Regions from separate parts of the Homo sapiens genome. Here region 2 is linked to region 1. A link is a contact called in ENCODE Hi-C data. All regions are on one chromosome and are shown on one strand. The core of a region is the stretch at or near the end of the contact, and the rest is flanking DNA. Distances in the headings are between cores, read along the strand shown.

What was found. A loop is a pair of places that touch in the nucleus more often than their neighbours do. Pooled maps may share reads with other maps.
Region 2: a pooled map shows a loop between it and region 1 (2.9-fold over the local background). The contact joins the enhancer-like site here to the promoter of CERS4 in region 1. A Hi-C loop is called at or near these places in 2 of 50 pooled maps.

What each region holds. Positions count from the first base shown.
Region 1 is chr19:8,207,368-8,212,675 of GRCh38, reverse strand. CERS4 (ceramide synthase 4) reads right to left here and starts at 3,306. Exons shown (of 12, transcript NM_024552.3): 1 at 3,182-3,306; 2 at 1,814-1,970. RefSeq lists a silencer at 2,706-3,625.
Region 2 is chr19:13,169,849-13,174,643 of GRCh38, reverse strand. No RefSeq gene overlaps it. Among named protein-coding and RNA genes, the nearest start is that of IER2, 22 kb to the right of the region's middle. RefSeq lists enhancers at 2,020-2,069, 2,110-2,169, 4,021-4,521, 4,522-4,795. Within about 2 kb of position 2,148, at least 34 of the 41 ENCODE cell types and tissues checked have a DNase peak (open chromatin) inside an H3K27ac peak, as active enhancers do.

The DNA.
Region 1 (5,308 bases), core at 2,057-4,556:
CAAGAACGAAACTCCATTCCAAAAAATAAAAAAAATAATAATTAAAAAAACAGTAAGATGCCTGCTACTGAATTATCAAACAGGGGTTTCAAGACCCTTTCCTCCTATGACAGCCCCAGCTCCCTTGGCTCCCAGCTTGCCACCCACTCCTGGTTTTCCTTCTGCCCTCTTTCTGCTGTCTCCCAAGCTCCCAGCTTGCTTTAAAGCCCATCCTACGCCGTACCACCTGGGTGTCTAGCAGCATGGCAATTTCCAGATGCTGAGAACAGATTGCTGACTTACACCTAAAGCTTCTCCCCCATGAGCAGCTGCTCCCTCCCCCGGCCTCTCCATATCTCTCCAAGATCCACCCAAGTCTCACCCGTCCACGCCTTCACCTGGTCCAGCCCCACCATTACTCCCCTGGCCTGGTGCAGTCCCTTCCATCCTGGTCTCCAGGCTCCTGCCTTCGACCCCTGCAGTCTGTTCCCTGAGCTCTAAATAATGCCAAATGCTTGTTCAAGGCTGGCAGGCTGGCTCTGCCCTTCTTCCTCTCCCCTCTTCTGGATCTTACAACCCTGGCTTTGTGGTTGTTTCATCCAAGCACCCTGGCAGTTTCTCTCCTCTGCAATTTGCCCACTGGTCTCTTGGCCTGGTTAACTCCTCCTTACCCTTAGCGACCCAGCCAACTGTCACCTCCTCCAGGAGGCCTTCCCTGACTCCTCCTTAGGCTGAGTCAGGTGACTCCTCTGGACTCCCCCTGACCCCAGGCATGACTCTGAATTTTTTTTTTTTTTTTTTTTTTTGGAGATAGTCTCACTTTGTTGCCCAGGCTGGAGTGCAGTGGCGCGATCTCGGCTCACTGCAAATTCTGCCTCCCAGGTTCAAGAGATTCTCCTGCCTCAGTCTCCCATGCAGCTGAGATTACAGGTACATGCCACCACGCCCGGCTAATTTTTGTATTTCTAGTAGAGATGGGGTTTCACCATGTTGGCCAGGCTGCTCTCGAACTCCTGACCTTAGGTGATCTGCCTGCCTCAGCTTCCCAAAGTGCTGGGATTACAGGCGTGAGCCACCACGCCCAGCCCCTCCGTGATATTTTAATAGCCTCCAGCTCTGTGATATTCTCGTGATATTTTAATAGCCTGTTTAGCACGTATTCACAACCAGCCAGGCACTGTGTTCAGCTCTTTACCTATAGGTCATGACTGCTATTATCCCATTTTACAGGTGGAGAAACTGAAGCAGGAAGTGGTGAAGTCAGTAGCCCGGAGGCCCTCAACTCAAAGTGGCAGGACAGGGCTGGGGGGTGGTCAGGCTCAAGCCCAGCCAGTCGGAAAGGGAGAAGCTTGTGGTGCTCAGAGAAGGGGACAGGGCAGCGAGCTCCCAAGGCACCTGCCTTTCTGTGCCATCCCACGGGTGGGAGGAGGGAACCTGGGCCCACTTCTGCTGCCAACTACAGGCATCCCAGTGGCTCCTGAGCCAAGACATTCTGTGCCACGCACTGGGTCAACCGCTTTATTCAACCTGCAGACAGCCCTGGGTCAGGAGGTGGACACTGTTGTGAATTTCTCAGAGGAGAAATGGAAGCCCATACATCCCCCTGAACTCCCACCGGGCGTTAGAACCCTCTCCGGTTCCTTAGGGGTGTGGCTGCCACCGAGATCTGCCTAGCCTCGGCTTTCATCGATCCATGAACACTCCCAGGCTCAGATACTACTGACCCATTTTACAGATGGGTAAACTGAAGCTCAGAAACCTTTCCCTGGGGGCCCTACAGCCAGTTCAACGACCAAGGCCGCCCCCCACCCCCCACACCCCAGGCTCAAAGTACCTCTGCTGGCAGTGGGTGAGCTGGAAAAACAGGTAAGGAAAGTCCTCAATGCCTCTTCCTCCACGCCTGGCTGGGCCTGCTGGGGCCCAGGTGCACTGAATGAGGCTTCTAATCAGTCCCCCAGCTCCACTTCTGTGTTTATTCACAGCAGCTGCTCCTGGAAGGCAGACCCATTTGAGGCTGGGGGAGGCCGAGGGCTTCAAAGACAATTCCACAGTCCAGGAACCCTATCCCCATATAACAGACCCAGGTCGCCCCAGTGGGGTCACCCTGGCCTCTGCGCTCAGATGCCTGAGACCTTGCCTGAGCTCAGACTGGAGTCGATGGGAGCATTCCCCCATCTGGTAGGTTTTGCAAACCACAACAGCCTCTCCCCCTGCCCACCTTCCTGTGTCCCCCAGAGCAGCTTCTCCTCAAGTCTCCCAACCCAGCAATGAAAGCCTCTTCTATATACTCCTAACTACCCAGGAGAAACATCGGTCCCCCACGCTCCACTTGCAAACAGACAGAATTAGACGATGTTACTCTGCCAAAGCGAATTTTCAGTTCACCCACTTCCTATCACACCTTCCAGCCAGGTCAAGCCAGAAGCCCCCTTCCAAGTATCCCCATCTCTCCTACCCACAGCGGCTACGGGATGTTCTTAAGACACAATCCGATCACGCCATGCACCTGCTGTTCCAAGCCTCCCTGGTCCCCACCGCCCCGAGAACGGGTTCCACACTCTCCTCGCCGCTTCCCAGGCCCCGGCCAACCTCTCTCCACCTCAGACCCTCCCTCTCCGCGTTTCAGCCAGGCTGGCCTCTTTTCTGCTCCGCACACACTCCCGGCTAGGCCCTGGGCCTAAAAAGCCCTCGCTGGCTGGTCCAACCAGGCCAAATGACATTATCCCCGCCTGGGCACCTCCACCTCACCCCGGCCGCCTGATGGGTTAGCTCGGGCTTGGAATGACGTGTTTAAGCGGTTCTCAGAAGCCGTCTACGCGGCCGGGCTGCGGACTCCGAGGCCAGGGCCCCAGCTGCGTCCCCAGCCCTGGCACGTCGGGGAAACGGGGCGCTCCCCCGGCTCACACATCCGGATTCCCCCGCGTCACGAGGCCAGGATCGCCCCTACTCGCTCCAGCCCGTTTCACAGCCGCGTCCTCGGGCACCCGTTGCGCCCCGGCCCTCGTGGGGGAGCGCGGATAGCTCGGGGAGACGGCCATGATGGGAAGCCCCGAGGGGGACAGTCCCCGGCGGGGTGATGGGGGCTGGAGCCCAGCTGCGAGTGGGGGCCGGGCTGGGGCCGCCATGGCCGCGGAGGCGGGGCCGGGGACCGCCGTGAGGGTGGCGTTCGGGGCGGTGTTCGCGGCGCGGGGTGCTCGCTTACCTGGGGGTGCAGGCGGCCGGGCGCACCGAGGGCCGGCGGCGGGGCTGGGGACGGCGCGCCTAGCGGGCTACCCGGAGCAGCTGCAGACACGCGCCGCCCGCCCCAGGCAGCCGGACTCTGCTCCTGGCCGGGCCTCGGCCCCCAGCAGGGGAAAAAAGGCTTGAGTGGGGGGAGCCCGGGGCGGGGCCGTGGGGGCGGGGCCTGGGCGGGGCACGCGCCCCGGAACGGTGGGGCCTGGCGCGGGGCTGGGGCCCTGGAGAGGCGGGGCCTGGCGCGGGGCGGGGGACTTGGAGGGGCAGGGCCTGGAGCGGGCGCCGGGTCCTCCAGGCGCTTGCCCCCCTCGACGCAACTAGGCCTCTCCCTGGCCCCCGACCCCGCACCCGCACCCCATCCCCGCCCCCGTCCCCGCCCCCCCATTCTCGCCCCCGCCCCCGTTCCCGCTCCGCCCATCTCTGCCCCGCGGCGCGCCTGGCCCGGGTCCAGCCTAGCGTTTCTAGTCTGCGCCTTATCTCTCCCCTTTGAACCCAGTATTGTCCGCTGCGCGCTCCGTCCGGCCCCGGCTTCACCCCTGTTCGCTGTCTGTCTCCCCGGCCCCCTCCCAGGTCCCCTCTTCTGCCCGAGATGCTCTGGCTCTGCTCATCTGTCCACACCCCCACACTCCCGGGGCGCCCTGAGCCTCTGGGGCGCGCAGTTGGATGGTGCACAGGGGAGGCCCAGATTTCTCCAGGCCTCAGCGGCCACCCTGGGTACCCCGAGTCTGGGGCCCTGTTGGAGGGCCAGTCCAGGGGTTCGCCCGAGGCGCGCGCGGGGGCCAACCGAGGCGGTGAGGGCACCGGGCAAAGGCTGCGATTTGGTGGGGTGCAGGGGTCAGGCGACAGAGCTGGGGAGATAAGATGGGAGATAGGCCGGGTGGGTGGTGGCGCAGCCCTGGTTTTGGCTGAGGGCAGCAGCAGTGGGGGCTGGGTCCCCCGCTTGCCTGGTAGAACCGAAAATGACCCAGTCTCAGCAGCGCGCAGGGGCAGGGAGCCTGGGCGATCCCTGAACAGAGGACAGCCCCAGGGGTTTTCATAGTCGCTGGCCCACCGCATGTACTCTGGGCAAGTGGCTTCGCCTTTGGACAATAAGCCTCTGTAAAATGGGGATAATAAACCTTTCTCTGACTCAGCTCAGCAGACCCAAGACCCATGGGGTGAAGTTGGGGCCTCCCTGCCACAGGGCCCTAGGCAAGCTGAGATTTGATTTCCTCACACAGACAGGGGCGCGGGGGGCGGGGCGGTCAGGGAGGCAGGAGACCTCTGTTGCAAGTGTGGAAGAACCTGTCCCTCCAAGTTCAGACTCCTGGCGTTTGCACTTGGCCTTCCCTCTGCTACACTGTTTCTCTTTTCTTTTTTCTTTTTCTTTTTTTTTTTTTGAGACGGAGTCTTGCATTGTGGCCCGGGCTGGACTGCAATGGCATGATCTCGGCTCACTGCAACTTCTGCATCCTGGTTTCATTCGATTCTCCTGCCTCAGCCTCCCGAGTAGCTAGGATTACAGGCGCCCACAACACCCGGCTAATTTATATATATATATATTTTTTTTTTTGGAGAGACGGGGGTTTCACAATGTTGGCCAGACTGATCTCAAACTCCTGACCTCGTGATCCACCAGCCTTGGCTTCCCAAAGTGCTGGGATTACAGGCGTGAGCCAGCATGCCCGACCTTCTCTTTTCTTTTTTTAAAAAAATCTGTTAGAGGCTGGGTGCGGTGGCTCACACCTGTAATCCCAGCACTTTGGGAGGCTGAGGCGGGTGGATCACCTGAGGTCAGGAGTTTGAGACCAGCCTGGCCAACGTGGCAAAATCCCATCTCTACTAAAAACACAAAAATTAGCCTGGAGTAGAATTACGTGAACCCAGGAGGCAGAGGTTGCAGTGCGTGGAGATCGTGCCACTGCACTCCAGCCTGGACAACAGAGTGAGACTCTATCAAAAAAAATTTCGTTAAAGATGGGAGTCTCACTCTGTTGCCCAGGCTAGAATGGAATGTCATGATCCCAGCTCATTGCAGCCTGGGACTCCAGGGCTCAAGCAGTCCTCTCACCTCAGCCTCCAGAGGAGCTAGGACTATAGATGCCTGCCACCATGC
Region 2 (4,795 bases), core at 899-3,398, 5.0 Mb before region 1:
ATCACTTGAACCTGGGAGGTGGAGGTTGCAGTGAGCCGAGATCATGCCACTGCACTCCAGCCTGGGCAACAAGAGTGAAACTCTACCTCAAACAAACAAACAAAAAAATTAGCCGGGCATGGCCAGGCGTGGTGGCTCTGGCCTGTAATTCCAGCACTTTGGGAAGCCAAAACGGGCTGATCACTTGAGGTCAGGAGTTCCAGACCAGCCTGACCAACATGGCGAAACCTCGTCTCTACTAAAAATACAAAAAATTAGCCAGACATGGTGGCACGCGCCTGTAATTCCAGCTACTCAGGAGGCTGAGGCAGGAGAATCGCTTGAACCCGGGAGGCAGAGGTTGCAGGAGGCTGAGGCAGGAGAATCGCTTGAACCCGGGAGGCAGAGGTTGCAGTGAGCCGAAATCACGCCACTGCACTCCAGCCTGGGCGACAGAGTGAGACACCATCTCAAAAAAGAGAGAGAGAGAAAAAAAAAGCCAGGTGTGGTGGCTCACGCCTGTAATCCTAGCACTTTGGGAGGCCGAGGCGGCTGAATTACCTCAGGTCAGAGTTCCGGTCCAGCCTGGCCAACATGGTGAAATCCTGTCTCTACTTAAAATATAAAAATTAGCCGGGCATAGTTGCAGGCGCCTGTAATCTCAGCTACTCAGGAGGCTGAGGCAGGAGAATCGCTTGAACCAACGAGGTGGAGGTTGCAGTGACCCAAGATTGCGCTGTTGCACTCCGGCCTGGGCAACAAGAGCAAAACTCTGTCAAAAAAAAGTGTGAGGGGGACAGGGGAGGAGGGGACAAATAGGAAAGTTGTTTAGCTTTGCAGGGTCTCTGTCAAAACAGCTCCACTCTGCCACAGTCACGAAAAGGCAACCACAGACAATGTGGACTCAAATGGGTGTAACCTGTGTACCCTGAATTCATGAAGGCTGGAATTGCAATTTCATATAATTGTTATGTATCATGGAATACTCTTATTCTTTTGTTTTCAACCACTTAAAAATGTAAAAACCATTCTTAGCCCAAGGGCCGTGCAGAGACAACAGACGAATGCCACCTATGGGCTGCGGTTTGCCGACCTGGGTCCAGTTGGCTTCTTGTTCTCCCGCACGTTGTTGGGGGCTGGCACAGGCTAGGCTGTACCCACAAAGGTGTTGCATGAATGAACACTGCGTGCATGAATGGTGGCAGCCAGCCGGGCCAGCAAGAGAACCCTTCCATCATCACCTCTTTCCTGAACAGCCTTGGGAAAGCCACTTAACCTCTCTGGGCCTTGTGTTTACAGCTGTAAGTGATCCTGATGTTAGTCTTGCTGGTTTGTTTTGAAGATGCTAAATGTATCTGGCCCACACAGGGCCTGCCTCAGCCTTGGTGGGGGCCTAGTGATTCCCACTCCTCCTCCCCAAAGCTGACAGGCTGTCTTTAAAAGGGAGAAGGTGGCCAGGCACGGTGGCTCACACCTATAATCGCAGCACTTTGGGAGGCCGAGGCAGGCGGATCATGAGGTCAGGAGTTGGAGACCAGCCTGGCCAACATGGTGAAACCTCATCTCTACTAAAAATAGAAAAAATTAGCCGGGCGTGGTGGCAGATGCCTGTAATCTCAGCTACTCCAGAGGCTGAGGCAAGAGAATCACTTGAACCAAAGAGGCAGAGGTTGCAGTGAGCCAAGACCGCACCACTGCACTCCAGCCTGGGCAACAGAGCGAGACTACATCTCAAAACCAAAAAAAAAAAAAAAAAAAAAGGGAGAAGGCAGGAGCATCCCCACACTGGCTCAGGGCCCCCCACCATCACTCCTCAAGCCCGCCGAGCCGGCGCCAGGGCCTGGCCAGCACCACACACACACTCTTCTCCTGGCCTAAATATATTCCAACCTCAGAGACGTTCCACGCCCCATGCTCACTTCTGCCTTCCTGCCCTAGCGTGGTACCCGGAAAAAAAAATCCCACTGAAAGAGGGCGGGTAGAGGAGGAGGAAGCAGGAGAGGGCAGTGTGGATGGTCTTGACATGTGGCCTCAAGGGTCCTGACCTTTATGGGGATGCTGGGATGGCGGAGATTGGAGGATGATAAGGACCTCCATTCTGTTTCTCTCCTCTTCTCAGTCGCTCTGAGTCACCATTCTGGCAGCCCCTGGCCTAGAGCCAAGGTGAAGTGGGACATGAGGGCAGAAGGCAGGCAGGGAGATCTGCTTGAGTCTCTGGTTTCTCCTCCACGCCCACAGGGGCCATCGGTCTTGGAGCACACACCCTAGCACCCACCCAGTAAATCCGGAGGCAGGATCAGGGTACCCCAAGCCCTCTGGCTCCGGGGCCACCATTGCCACCACCCAACCCTGGGAACCAGGAAATAGAACAAGGCAGCCTGACTCCACCCACCTCAGGCTGCCATCCAGCAAGCCCACCCACCAGGAAATGGGAGGCTGGCACCCCTCACTCCAGGTAGAGGGACGGTGCAATGGGCCATGCTATGGTCTCACCAATCCCTTCCCAAGATTCTGGAACCCGCAGATCACCTCCACCATAAGGACTCGATCCAGGCCCAAGATGAGAAAACACATGCTCCTGGCCAGGCGCAGTGGCTCATGCCTGTAATCCCAGCACTTTTGGAGGCCGAGGCGGGCAGATCTAGAGGTCAAGAGATCGAGACCATCCTGGCTAACATGGTGAAACCCTGTCTCTACTAAAAATACAAAAAAATTAGCCGGGTGTGGTGGCGGGCACCTGTATGTAGTCCCAGCTACTTGGGAGGCTGAGGCAGGAGAATGGCATGAACCCAGGAGGCGGAGCTTGCAGTGAGCCGAGATGGCGCCACTGTACTCCAGCCTGGGTGACAGAGCAAGACTCCGTCTCAAAAAAAAAAAGAAAAAGAAAGAAAGAAAGAAAGAAAAAAAAAGAACACATATGCTCCAGCTGGGCACGGTGGCTCACACCTGTAATCCAGCACTTTGGGAGGCCGAGACGGGTGGATCACCTGAGGTCAGGTCAGGAGTTCGAGCCGCCAGCCTGGCCAACATGGTGAAATCCCATCTCTACTCAAAATAAAAAAATTAGCTGCGCATGGTGGCGGGTGCCTGTAATCCCAGCTACTCGAGAGGCTGAGGCAGGAGAATCGCTTGAACCTGGGAGGCAGAGGTTGTAGTGAGCTGAGATCGTGCCACTGCACTTTAGCCTGGGAGAAAGCAAGACCTCATCTCAGAAAAAAAAAAAGAAAAAGAAAACACACGGTCTAAGTTACTTTGCAGGTTGGTATGAGTATGGACAGGTAGAACAGGTGAAGCAGGCGGCAAGGCTGCGCCCCACCCCACCCCAACATTTGGCAACATCTGGAGACATCTTTCATTGGCACAGGGTTGAGGCCAGGGCTACTACTCAACATCAAAGATGCACAGGGTAGCTCCCTGCACAAAGAGTGATCTGGCCCCACATGGAGAAACCACAGGCCGGGCGCAGTGGCTCATGCCTGTCATCCCAACACTTTGGGAGGCTGAGGCAGGAGGATTGCTTGAGGCCAGCCTGGGCAACACAGAGAGATCCCCATCTCTGAAAAAAAAAAATTCTTTTTTGAGATGGAGTTTCACTCTATTACCTAGGCTGGTGTGCAGTGGAGCAATCTTGGCTCACTGCAATCTCTGCCTCCCAGGTTCAAGTGATTCTCCCACCTCAGCCTCCCAAGGAGCTGGAATTACAGGCACTCACCATCATGCCTGGCTAATTTATATATATATAATTTTTTTTTTCTTGAGACAGAGTCTCACTCTGTCGCCCAGGCTAAAGTGCAGTGGAGTGTTCTCAGCTCACTGCAACCTCCATCTCCCGGGTTCAAGCAATTCTCTGCCTCAGCCTCCCAAGCAGCTGGGACTACAGGTGCCTGTCACCACGCCCGGCTAATTTTTGTATTTTTAGTAGAGACAGGGGTTTCACCAGGTTGGCCAGGCTGGTCTCGAACTCCTGACCTTGTTATCCACCTGCCTCGGCCTCCCAAAGTGCTGGGATTACAGGCGTGAGCCACCATGCCTGGCCTAAGAAAAAAACTTTTTAAATTAGCTGACCATGGTGGCCCACATCTGTAGTCCCTGCTACTCAGGAGGGTGAGGTGGGAAGAATTGCTTGAGCCTAGGAGTTTGAGGCTGCAGTGAGCTATGATCATGCCATGAGCTCCAGCCTGGGTAACAGAATGAGACCCTGTTTCAATAAAAAAACAAAACACAACAAAACAGGAGTTGGAAGACAAAGTTTTGGAGAAGAAGTGAGATTCTCACTGGCCTGGAACACCAAGCAAGAGGGGGCTTGGGGCTGCCTGGGTTGCTGGGAAGAGCTGCCAAGGGACCTGTCCAGTCTGGGGAGTGGCCAGGCCAGCAGGGAAGACAGCAGGAGCATCCCTCCTAGCTGAGCATTGTCCCCATCTTTTCAAAATTTACAGGTCAGCTGCCAGGGAGGGAGCCACCCAGAGCAGAGGATGGGCTCACTCGGGTTATCTGGGACAATCACAGGTAACCTCAGTCTGTCTGAGGCAGCCTGAGGGTGGGGCAGAGAATTTCCCAGGAGCCCTGTGGGGTGGGGTGTGCCTGGCTGTGTGGGACCCGCTGGGCCTGGACAAGGCAACTCTGAGAGTTAAGGAGACCGAGCTAGCCCGTCCAGTCTGACCAGAAACCCAGGCTCAAGGTTGGGATATGAGGCCATGGGGGTGGATCCTAGCTCCAGACTCCCAGCCTCAGGGACAGGGCTGGCTTAGTCATCGTGGAACCACTGGGAAGTTGAGGGATGTGTGTGCCTGCCCCACCCTCCACCCCAGGGATGTCC